Regions from separate parts of the Homo sapiens genome. Here regions 1 and 3 are each linked to region 2. The links are chromatin loops, found by intact Hi-C in ENCODE. Cell type or tissue: PC-3. All regions are shown on one strand.

Region 1 (4,000 bases), 250 kb after region 2:
AAGGAGGGCAGATCACAAGGTCAGGAGATCGAGACCACAGTGAAACCTCGTCTCTACTAAAAATACAAAAAAAAAATTAGCCAGGTGTGGTGGCGGGCACCTGTGGTCCCAGCTACTCGGGAGGCTGAGGCAGGAGAATGGCATGAGCCCGGGAGGCGGAGCTTGCAGTGAGCTGAGATCACACCACTGCACTCCACCCTAGGCGACAGAGCGAGACTCCATCTCAAAAAAAAAAAAGTCATAGTCATATCCAAATAACTAAAAGAAATATTCTTCAGCTTCTGATTAAGAAATGTTAAGTATGTAAAGTGGATTTAGGGTAAGGCCAGATTCTCAGAACCATGCAAATTTGCTAGCATTACTAACATTAAATGTATCTTCCATGGAAGAGTATCTTAGAAAAAGGAATCTCAGTTGTATTTAATTCTAGAGTCTATAAAATCCCCAAAATCATAAACAACAGTATATTTCTTATATAATTGTTTGTGGATTAAATGAGTAATGCATGTAAAGTACTTAGTCCTGGTCTACCTAAGATTTTTATTTTTAAAGTCACATTCTAACACAGAGAAAATATGGAGAAAGAACACAAGTGATTTGATGAGCCGCAGTAAAAATGTAGTTCCAGGCATATTTTATTAAGAGCCATAAAACTGTTGATACCCTTTCACTTGGTCATCTGCCTTCTGAGAGACGATCCTAATCAAATAATCCTGTTCAAATATGTTCACTGCAGCACAATAAATGATAGAGGAGGTAAATGGAAATATATTAGGATTCAACAAAAGGTTAGCTAACATCACTCAAGGAAATATTATGCACACATTAAAATGATCAAGAATATATAGAAATGGAAAATACTAATGTTACAATCTTTTATTTAAAAAAAAATGTGGGACGGGCGCAGTGGCTCACACCTGTAATCCTAGCACTTTGGGAGGCCAAGGTGGGTGGATCACGAGGTCAAGAGATCAAGACCATCCTGGCCAACCACATGGTGAAACCCCGTCTCTACTAAAAATACAAAAATTAGCTGGACATGGTGGCGCGCTCCGGTAGTCCTAGCTACTCGGGAGGCTGAGGCAGGAGAATCTCTTAAAACCAGGAGGTGGAGGTTGCAATGAGCTGAGATCATGCCACTGCACTCCAGCCTGGCAACAGAGCAAGACTCTGTCTCAAAAAGAAAAAAAAAAAAAAAAAAGTGGATCAAATGACCTCATTGTTATGTAAAATGAAACAATAAATTATGCAAGGGAGAAGGGGAGAGAAGATTGGAAAAAACAAACCAAAATCAAAAATAGGGCTACTGGTGATTTTTTTTTTCTTTTTTACTCTTCTTCATTTTCAGAATATTCTATAACGACCAGGTATTATATTTACACAGAATCAAACAACAAATGTAATTTTTTAAAGTAGCAGGCATATTCATTAAGTGTACACAGTAAAGAAAATTTTCTTTTCTGAGGTGGCTCTGTCTAGCCTTTCTCATTTCTTTTTAGAATGCACTTATGGTCCTGTAAGAAGGATTAGCTGATGCTACAGTTACCACATATTACCACTGAGACTATCCAAACCTCTAAAACATGTTTTCATGGTTTCCCATAGCTTCCACAGAAATAGAAGTAAAATATCCCAGGAAGCTGTAAGTACAGAAAAGATAAAATGTAAACAGAAGCATACGTTCTTGACCTTTCAACAAAAATCAAAATTTAAATTCACCTTTCTCATTTGAACTTCTTTAGTCTATCTCGAGTTAAAAAAAAAAAAAAAAGAATATGGGTACTGGCTTTACTCATAAACTCAGATACTCAAGTTGTCCATTCACCTATGAAAAGAGAGAGTACAGGTAGTATCAGTAAAAGCTTCAAGCTGTTCCACAACATCCTTTGAACCCTGACCTAAGGGACCAACTCCGATAGTCTGCAGGTAGTTGGATTTCTAGGACCATTCAGCCTCACTGCTGAGACTGTCAATAGAAGTGCCATTCTCTGATGTAGACAGCTCTGCACTAGGAGCTGGTCTAACAATCACATCACATAGCCTGCCAAACAGGAAAAGGCAGCATTCGGGCACCACTGACCTGGGATAGAAGTGAACTTGAGACTGGGGCTAGAAAGCTCTCTTTTTAACATTCATTACGATCTAATCATTCACCCCAAATCCTTCTGTGTATGTCTTAAAGGAAGTTCAGCTTTGTTACAAGAAAAAAGAAATATGCAACTATATAAATCAACCACAAGATGGTGCTAGCATCATAGCACAATATCAGAGACGTGAAAAAGCATTCAACACACCATGTCCTCATAACCTTTAGAACCTTATACCAGCACACCACTTACTTGTTTCTTTCTTTTTCTATTTACTGAGACTTGGTCAAACATTTTATACAATTTTGGAGGGTTTTTTGTTTGTATAAATTTAGGGTTTTAAAATTTGCTTTAATTTTCTTAAGAAGCAAACTAATCTTAAACTTGAAAAATTCCTTAACTACATTTTTTTTTTTCCTCTTGGCTGGTTCATTTTCCTGGAACATTCTGACATGAGAAGGCCCTAGCTAACCTCATATCAATGTTGAAGGAAGAAATTACAAGAACAGCTTACAGGAATTCTAATTTTTTTTTTAAAAGTTGTTTTCAAATACCTAAACAGACTATTAAATACATTTTTATGGAAACTCAAAGGCGGGCAGGTTGCAAAGGATTGTGAAGAGAACATTAAAACGGGTGCTTAGTTACTCGATTCTGATTCTGGCTCCAGAAAGCAGTGTGACTTTAAGTCATTTGGTCTCCTCAGTCCTCCATTTCTTCATCTAAAACATAAGGTGATTAGATTTGACCTCTTCTGAACCTAATATTCCTAACTTCCTTTGAGGCTACACAAGAAGCCAAAAATGAACAATTATAGGCTGTAAGAAGCAAAAAAAAAAAAAAAAAAAAATCAATAAGAATGAAATTAGGTAAGTGAACAGAATAATCAGGAATGGTAACAGTATAAATGGGCACGTAAGTATGACCCCTAACTTTCCTTAACACCCTCCCACACACACGATGCTGACTGCAAATTACCGCATGAATTTTAAAATCCTTTAAACAGGTATTTAGTCAGCTACAAATTATATTCTATGATAAGCCACCGTAATGAAGAAAACCAAAATATGCCACCCCAAAATATACTTCTTTGGTGTATTTTTGAGATAGCTATTCAGAAGGGCTACAAACACAAAAATGGCTCTGAAAAGCTGGAGATTTGCATTTGTAGAGGAAATCAATATTAGTTAAGTAAACAGCAAATGCAAAACAGGCTTTCTCTGAGCGCCCCCACCCTGACCCGTATTGGCTTTACCCAGATCTTGGAAAGATGAACTCACAGGAAAGGGAGACTGAAAGTCTGATGCTTTTTTATTTTATTTTATTTTTTGACACTGAGTCTCTCGCTCTGTTGCCCAGGCTGGAGTTTAGTGGTGCGATCTCAGCTCACTGCAACTTCGGCCTCCTGGGTTCAAGGGAGGCCTCGGCCTCCCAAGTAGCTGGGATTACAAGTGTGCGCCACCATGCCCGGCTAATTTTTGCAATTTTAGTAGAGATGGGGTTTCACCATGTTGGCCAGGCTGGTATGTGAACATTGGTATGTGAACTCCTGACTTCAAGTGATCCGCCTGCCTCGGCCTCCCAAAGTGCTGGGATTACAGGCATGAACCACCGCACCCAGCACTTTTAAAGGTAACAGAGGAAGCTTTTCCACAGGCTCCCATCCATTCTTCCAGGGGGCTGCTGCCTGCCAGGCTCCAACAGCAGAGCCAAGACAACCTTTGCTTGCCTTCCTCCGTTCTTGCTCTGAAAACCTGTTCCCACACTCCAAATCTCTATGCTTTTCTGCACTACAGTATAAAAGCTTCAGTTATGTGGCCCTACTTTGAGTCTCTTACTTTGCGTGTGGCCCCTGTACTTACGCACACAATACATTTTGTTTGGTTTTTCCCATTAATCTGTCCAGTGTCAAT
Region 2 (4,000 bases):
ATCGCACCATTGCACTGCAGCCTGGGCAACAAGAGCAAATCTCTGCCTCAAAAAAAAAAAAAAAGTTCTACAATTGTTTGTGGTGATGGTTGCATGATGCAGTGAATATCCTAACAGCTACTGAATTGTACATTTTAAATGGGCGCATTATATAACATATAAATTATATCTCAATAAAGCTGTTAAAAAAACAATAGAAGCACATAATCGATAAGGATCAAGAATCAGTTCCATTTAATCAAAGTGCAAGGAACATGTATGTTTGTATAATAGCATTTTATGTGGATAATTGCTTTGTACATTCAACTGCTTTAAACCCATTTTTGCATTTGGATCATTTTTCAAGGAGGAGATGAAATTTAAGGAAGTAAAATTGAATAAACAAGGCTATTGCAGCTCACAAAATATATTTCTTTTATTTTACTACCGAGGATCGACTCAGTGATGTAAAATGCCATTTAAAAAAAGAATGACAAAGTTTGAATGAGAAAATGTATTTCATCGTGAAAGATAAAAGTCTTTCCTTCTCTACAGTGAATACAGGTAATTTCAGAAGCAGCAGCTCCTAATTATTCACTGTTGAAAAGCTAAAAAAAGGTTCATATTGAAAACACTGACCTCTAGTTTGCTCTGTGAATGAAAGCAGACACAAATTCTCATTTTCCTAGAATTCTGGTTGATAACTGAGTTGGGAAAAGCATGCATTTCTTCATTACAGTGCAGTCGACTGTTCATTTAAATAACAATAACCTGCATAAAAGTCACAAAAGCATTATCTAGCAATTTTACTGTGTTGAAATGCATTATTAGTACTAACAATGCCAAACAGAGTAAATAAATGACTGTCTTCTTATTTTCAGCATTATTCCTGATTACTTAGCTTTATGAAAGGGTAGCATTATTATTACTGGTGCATTCAACACCTTGGTCAACACTATTTGCTTGGATAACTCTTGAATGAGAAGGGATTTCAGAATAGAGCTATATTCTTTTCTAGATTATCCAAGGGGGAAAAAATCTTCCAATTCAGTGCTTATATATCCTATATTTTTGATAACAAATGTTTGAAGAACTCAACTTCTGTTTTCTACATATGTGTAAAAACAAGAATTAAAGTCTTCATTAAAGATAGCACACTTGAAGTAGTGCTTACTAAAAAATGTAAAATTTACATCATTTGTTTAAATCAGAAGATTTCTTACCACGAACATGCTAATGCTTCAGTTTGTAAAGTTCCTTGAGCCCAAAATCTGGGCCTTTCTTTCAGTTTCTCTTTTTTCACTCCCTGAAGCATTCAGTACTCCACTAAATGCCATTGACCAAACTTGTTATGAGAGTACCATCAATCTCCCAGGTGCAGAGCAAATAGAGATTTGAAATCATTCACTCCTGAGTCTCTAGTTTGCAGGGGTTAGATTCAAAGGGGCCTCTCCATGAAAGATCTGAGCAATATTTGGCTTTAACAATGGATGGAAGTGCAAATTCCTAGAAGATGGGGCAACAGGATACATCCTTATAAAATGTTGTCATCTTGATGGGGACAGTACACACTTGAGTGACTGACTCTCATTCAGACAACAGGAGTTTTGTGGTTTGTGTGTGTGCACTGAGGCCTTGGATTTTGCTGTGGGAAGGGAGCAAGGAAGGTTGTGGGCGACACCGTAATGAGTAAATTAATTTTTAGGTAACTTAAAGGATTATGTGAGTGGATGAAAATGTTCTTCGGGGATGTGACAGATTGTATTTTCCAAAACTGGTTGCAACAATATTTCCTGCCCCACTGGTCTTCGTCAACCTGCCACCCCTGCATCAAAGAGTGGGGTATGTGTCACATCCCATCCCCTTAAACCTCGGCAGGCCCTTGCGACTGTCTTGCTGAGTAGAATGAGGCACAGAATGTGGCACTGTGTGACTTATTAGATTGGGTAAGAAAAAGCCACACAGCTTCTGCCTCTTGCTTTTGTAGCTCTCACCTTAGGTGCCCTGGGCTGCCAAGTCTGAGGCTGCCATACCGTAAGATTGCCCAAACCAGCATATGCAGGGAGACCACATGGAAGGGCCTTTTGACTAATGACAGAAAGAGAAAGGTGCCCAGCCAGTCCCGAGCTACTCCAGGCTCCTGTCCCCCCTACATAGTTCCAGCTCTGATCTCTGTCTGAAGAAGGCTCATGAGAGACCCTGAGCCAGAACACCCAGCCAAGCAACCCCTGATTTTCCTAACCCGCCAAAATCCTGAGAGACTGCTGCTGAAGTCACTGCATTTCTAGGGTGGTTTGCTACTCAGCAACAGATAACCAGGAGAAGAGAAAAAGAGAACTGAATGGAGAGTCACATCATCAACAATAGAAAGGGCACATCATATTTGGAGCCAAGCCTTTCAGGCCATGACCTCTGGACATGTAAATAAATGTAATGGGCAAAGACGCCTTGTAAATCAACATGTAAGCTTCCAACTCAGTCATGACTCAGAGCTTCCAACTCTCAGCACTGAGCCAATGTCCCTTCGGTGGAATCTCTAGATTTTCCATACAGAGGAGCTTAGGGCAGCAGAGGTGCAACGGCACTTGTTACGAAGCTGCGTTTACATAGCAAGCACAGTCCTCTTACTCCAACTATGTTTGCTTGGGGTGGCCCTGGCAGCATTCATGGCAAGGGGCTCTTGGGGTGGTGGGGAACCTACAGCCCCTCTAAGGTACCACTGGCTCAAACCCTGGCTCCCGCCTTGTCTTTTTTCCTCAAGTAAAACGGAACAGTTTGTAGGGGTTGGGTATCCCTTATCCAATATGCTTGGGACCAGAAGTGTTTGAGTTTTTAATTTTTTTTGGATTTGGGAATATATGCAAAATAACACTCCAGTTGAATATCTCTAATCCAAAAATCAGAAATCCAAAGTGCTCCAGTGAGTATTCCTTTTGAGCATCATATTGGGGCTCAAAAACTTGGATTTTGGGGCATTTTGAATTTTGGATTTTCAGAGTAGGGATGGTCAATCTGTAGCTCCTGGGCACAACATATTGTTTTAAGGCCTCCATGTCCCTGTTCTCTCTTCATTGGCTAACACACACTTATTCTTCAAAGCTCAGGCCAGGTATCACCAACTCCAGGAACCCCAACTTAGCTAAGAACTCCTTGTGTACACATATGGGTATGTTATACTCAAATTTATAATAAAATTTGCTTAGTTATGTCTTCTCACTAGAGTATACATGTTGGGAGAGCGACATGGATTATTTATATTTTATCTTCACTACCTAAGGCCTGCCATGTCTCAACAGCATGTGTTCCATAAATGTTTGTAGAATAGAAATGAACATGCCAAGACATGTTGCCTTCAAAGGATGAACTGGTGACAGTGTCTCCATGCATTTCAAATATTCCTTGCTCTTCCCTGATCTCAACTGGAAATCTCTCTCTGTGCTGGAAACTCCCAGGAGAACACTTCGTCAGAAATTTTTTCATGGCCCTTTCCCTCACCTCGGATCCTCATCCTCCATGCCTTCTTCCTCAGATCCATCCCTTCTGTGCTGGACCATACTTACTTATGTTCCCACTAGATCCCCTTCTAGGGGTCCGCTCCCAGCTGGCAGGTCCCTGGGCTGATGCGCATCCCGAGTGCCAAGAACAGCACTCCATATGCTCAGAGTAGGTTTGGTAAAGCAGCGTGTCTTCCCAGTCTCAATACACTGACAAAGTAGTTACTGACTCCGAAATCTCTTCCCTGGGGTTAGCAACTGTGCCTACAACAAGTCTGCGAATACACCAGTCTTAGATATGTTCAACAGGTGATATCAAGGTGAACTAAAATGATTTCAGGATAACCTGCTGAAGGCCTCAGAAGCTGACTGCGCCCTTGAAGTAGGTCATCCCCAGGAACAGTTGCTTTTCATCCACTCAGCAGGTGTGTGTCATCAAATAAATATCATAAAATGTCTTCCAGCCAGGAACAACTATCTGGCAGGGAAAAGGAAGTACACAGGCTCACTGATTACAGCTCTTGATG
Region 3 (4,000 bases), 380 kb before region 2:
ATCTCTTTGCAGTCCAAGGAATGGTGAACAATGAGGGAAATGGGGCCAGAAATGATCCCGGCTTCTCCGCGTCTGTTTTCCTGGTAGCAAGCTCTGCATCTGATAAGTAGAGTGGGACTACGTCATGTTCCCTCTACACTGGGAATATGACCTCACTGAGGCATTAAAAATTCCCAGGGAGGCACTGCAGTGCCCACTGATGCTACCACGGCGGTTGATCAGCAGAGAAAATTTGTCCGCTCATTTAGCCTAAAAGACTTCAACAAAAAAATATTGGCAGATAGACAATGTGGGAAAGGAAAAAATAAAAATAATCTGGCAGTCCCACCTCCCATCCTACCCAGTGAGCATGAACTGGGGTAGAGAGGGGGTGAGGAGGAGTTGAATTTGCCGGCCCACTCACACAGAACAATCCGGGGCTATACATGCGAAGCAATGATGGGTCACATACATCAAGGGGGCATTATGGAATGTCCCAGAATCACTCTCTCTTCACTATTTGCAACTTCCACCCTCTGCCACATGAGATGCAGTTGCACTATTTATAGTGGAACTTTGTTTTTTGGTTTTTTGTTTTTTGTTTTTATTTTTTGAGATGGAGTCTTGCTCTGTCACCCAGGCTGGAATGCAAAGGTGCAATCTCAGCTTACTGCAATCTCTGCCTCCCAGGTTCAAGCGATTCTCCTGTCTCAGCCTCCCGAGTAGCTGGGACCACGTACCCAGCTAATTTTTGTATTTTTTAGTAGAGACAGTGTTTTGCCATGTTGGCCAGGCTGGTCTCAAACTCCTGGCCTCAAGTGATCCACCTGCCTCAGCCTCTCAAAGTGTTGGGATTTCAGGCATGAGCCACAGTGCCCGGCCAACAGCGGAACTTTGGAAACAGTCTGAGTTCATTGGGGCAATAGCTAAGCATATTAAGGGACAGGAGGGATAATCATTAGTACTTTCACAGTTTTTGTGGCATATATAGGAAAGTGTTTCTAGTATAGAGAGATGTAAAATAAACAGAAAACAAGTGCATGTATAGTATGATCCCACCTACGATTTTTAAATCACATTTTTTAAAAGACTGAGAGGAAGTATTTCAAAATATTCACTTTGTCTTGGAGGGGTATTTCTTTGGTTGTCTCATCTGCTTCTTTATATAATCAGGGGTAGGAGATAAATGAAAATGTTTAGTTAGCCGAATGCTTGCTAATCCAAAGTTATAATGTAGAGAGTTCTAAATTAGCAAATACTTCCCTTCTAGTGCACTTCATTGTGTAAACCCAAATTTTCCATACATACCACGTACTGAAAAATACAGTACCCAGGAAATGAAGCAATATCTATATTTGTTTCAAATGACTAACAAGCAAAAATAAAACTTTGACCGTGATGACATGCTTTTTAGAAATCAGACATAAAATAAGCCACATAGGATGTGGTCTAATAAACCCAAGAAAAGTTTCATTTCCTCTCACCAAAATGGCTAACTCCCTGTTTATGTGTCTAGCTTGGCAAATTTAGCGGAAGTCTCTTCTTCCCTGAAATTTCTAGATTGAGAGGTTAATAAGCAAGTAGCAGCAATAATGTGCCCCCTCCTGAAAAAACACACATGCGCGTGCACGCGCACACACACCCCAAAAAATGCAATAAAAACAGGCTCAACACCAGCAAAAGGGTAGGTCAACCACAAAATCAGGACAGAGTGCACCATCTCGCTAATCCCCGGCCACTGATCAGGAAAAGTTTATAGAACCCCTGAAGAGGAAGGAAACAAGGAATCAGGGAAGGCTTTGGACAATGAACTTTTTAAAAGTTTGTTTGCAAGTATTTCCGTGAAAATGGTATTGACTGAGCAATTACAGGAAGAAGAAAAAAGAAAACTCTTTCTTCTTATCTGAATGCGGTTATATGCCATGGGTCACACCCTATTATTGTCACTATTAAACATGTTAATAGCCTCAATGTAATGACTTTGTGTGGCGAGCTTTAAAATGTACATGAATAGCTAACTAGAAAGAAATGACTCATCCCTGCCCAGGTGGATATTGACTTTCTGAGTCACATTTACTCAGCTGGTCTACCAACCTTAATTCCCTAGAGGAAGGGATCTAAAGGGTTCGAATCTGGCTGAATTACATGGAAAGAAAGAGAAGGGACAATGAATTTGAAATGTAGATGGAACAGAAAGTACAATTGTTGAGACTTGTAAGAACTTAGGTATCCTGAAACAAAATTTCCTCCCAACTCCTAAGGCAGCTGAGTGAAGAAAAGGATCAAACACCTTCTCCCTGAACAAGTGGAAGATGGTTGGTATCACAGCTCTGAACCATGGCCAAGAACCATGGCCAAGAACCATGGCCCTTCATTCCCAGCAATTTTTATAGCTCTCACCCTTCAGCTGTGTGATCTTATGGATATTGCTTTCTCTCTCTCTGGCTCAGTTACCTTAATTGCAAAATGGGAATAATCACACCACCTCCCTCATAAGGTTGCTATCAAGGTTTGGAAAAGTTAATATAGGAGGTAGTTACAGTAGTTCGTACAGTAGTTCCTGGATCACAGGAAGCCTGTGTTAAATGTCAAGGGATCTCTGTAGGTACCCAGTGGAGCAGACTGCGGGAATATCCCATGACCACCGCCTGTTTTGCAGATGCAAGAATTGCATCACGGAGCGGGGAAGCACCTTGCCAAAAAAGTGAGTGTTGGACTCAAACTTAGTTCTGACGACCAGTCACAAGAGGTTCCCATCACACTCTGCAGAGCCATTTCTATCACACCCATGCTGTGGGATCCGGATTTTCAGAGATCACCAAAATTCTTACCCTGCCCCCACCAACCCCCCCAGCCGAGGGAGTCTTGGCTCTGTTGCCCAGGCTGGACAGCAGTGGTGCTATCTTGGCTCACTGCAACCTCCGTCCCCCAGATTCAAGCAATTCTCCTGCCTCAGCCTCCCAAGTAGCTGGGATTACAGGCATGTGCCACCACGCCTGGTTAATTTTTGTATTTTTAGTAGAGACGGGGTTTCACCATGTCGAACTCCTGACTTCGTGATCTGCCCACCTCGGCCTTCTGAAGTGCTGGGATTACAGGCATGACCCACCACACCCAGCCACCACCAAAATTCTTGAAGTAGGTACTAGGAATGTTACATGTGAATTTCCATGGAAACCTACATGGAACACATAACTGAGCTACTCCAGCAGCGACTGGCCCATCACACAGACACACCATCAGGTTGTGATTCCTCAAGAATCTTGCCAATTGCCTGCACCAGTCTGAGCCCACCAGCTCTCTCATCAAGCTCCCGCTTTACATACAGCCTGTATGTGAACCTTTATCACTGATGGAGAAATTGAAGCACAGATCAGTCGGGTAACTTGCCCAAGTTGGCACAGCCCATAAGTGGCATCTTTGTACCTCACCTATTCACAGTTTACAGATTTAGATGACATCCTGGAAACGTGGCATTTTGGCACGTCCCTGGGAGATGCTTCTGGGTTCTGAGGACAAGGCTGAGAAATGCTCAGTCACTGGCGCCAGGGATCTAATCAGCTCCTGTAGACCTTGAGTTATAAGGAAGAAACCCAGTCTTTCTGTTTCATTTTCCTCATACTTAAAATGGGTGCCTGGTTCCTTTATCTACCTCCTGCCGCCAACCAAAGATTAATGAGTTACCATGTGCCAGGCTCTGATGGGAGAATAGCTATATTCATATCATCTTATCATAAATAGCCAGAATGAACAGCTATGCTTATTAAAAGCTGAACCAGTGAGAGGCTACTGAAAAAGATCTTCTACCAGGCCATGGCTAATGCAGAGAAAAGGGGGCCTCCCTGCTCTATCAGACCCAGGCCAGTTAAAGGGAATGCTCCTTAAACACACAGACAGCAGCTCCAGGTAATCAAGACATAGGCGTGGCCCAAGAACATGCAAGATCAGAGGCAAGCATGCAAGACAGCGAAAAGTCCGAAAGACTCCAGAAACATTTTGAGATGGAGTCTCACTCTGTTGC

What was found. Peaks named below come from ENCODE experiments on the same cell type or tissue, not always from the same donor. Only the 100,000 strongest peaks of a DNase experiment are listed, where the experiment ranks them.
Region 1: a loop joins it to region 2, with 3 times the contacts of the local background. A loop is called at or near these places in 2 of 110 quality-filtered maps.
Region 3: it touches region 2 in a loop (3-fold over the local background); 4 of 110 quality-filtered maps call a loop at or near these places.

The regions. Positions count from the first base shown.
Region 1 is chr10:112,470,305-112,474,304 of GRCh38, reverse strand. The region is part of intron 3 of VTI1A (vesicle transport through interaction with t-SNAREs 1A); the gene reads right to left. Among named protein-coding and RNA genes, the nearest start is that of VTI1A, 25 kb to the right of the region's middle. In PC-3, CTCF peaks have their summits at 2,036 and 2,235 (motif pointing right); no DNase peak of the experiment used is centred here.
Region 2 is chr10:112,715,613-112,719,612 of GRCh38, reverse strand. The region is part of intron 7 of VTI1A (vesicle transport through interaction with t-SNAREs 1A); the gene reads right to left. Among named protein-coding and RNA genes, the nearest start is that of MIR4295, 83 kb to the right of the region's middle. In PC-3, no CTCF peak of the experiment used is centred here; DNase peaks (open chromatin) are centred at 2,442 and 3,902; H3K27ac peaks cover 1,688 bases.
Region 3 is chr10:113,091,698-113,095,697 of GRCh38, reverse strand. All of the region lies in intron 5 of TCF7L2 (transcription factor 7 like 2), which reads right to left. Among named protein-coding and RNA genes, the nearest start is that of SNORA87, 48 kb to the right of the region's middle. In PC-3, no CTCF peak of the experiment used is centred here; DNase peaks (open chromatin) are centred at 1,407 and 2,017; H3K4me3 peaks cover 1,103 bases; H3K27ac peaks cover 3,825 bases.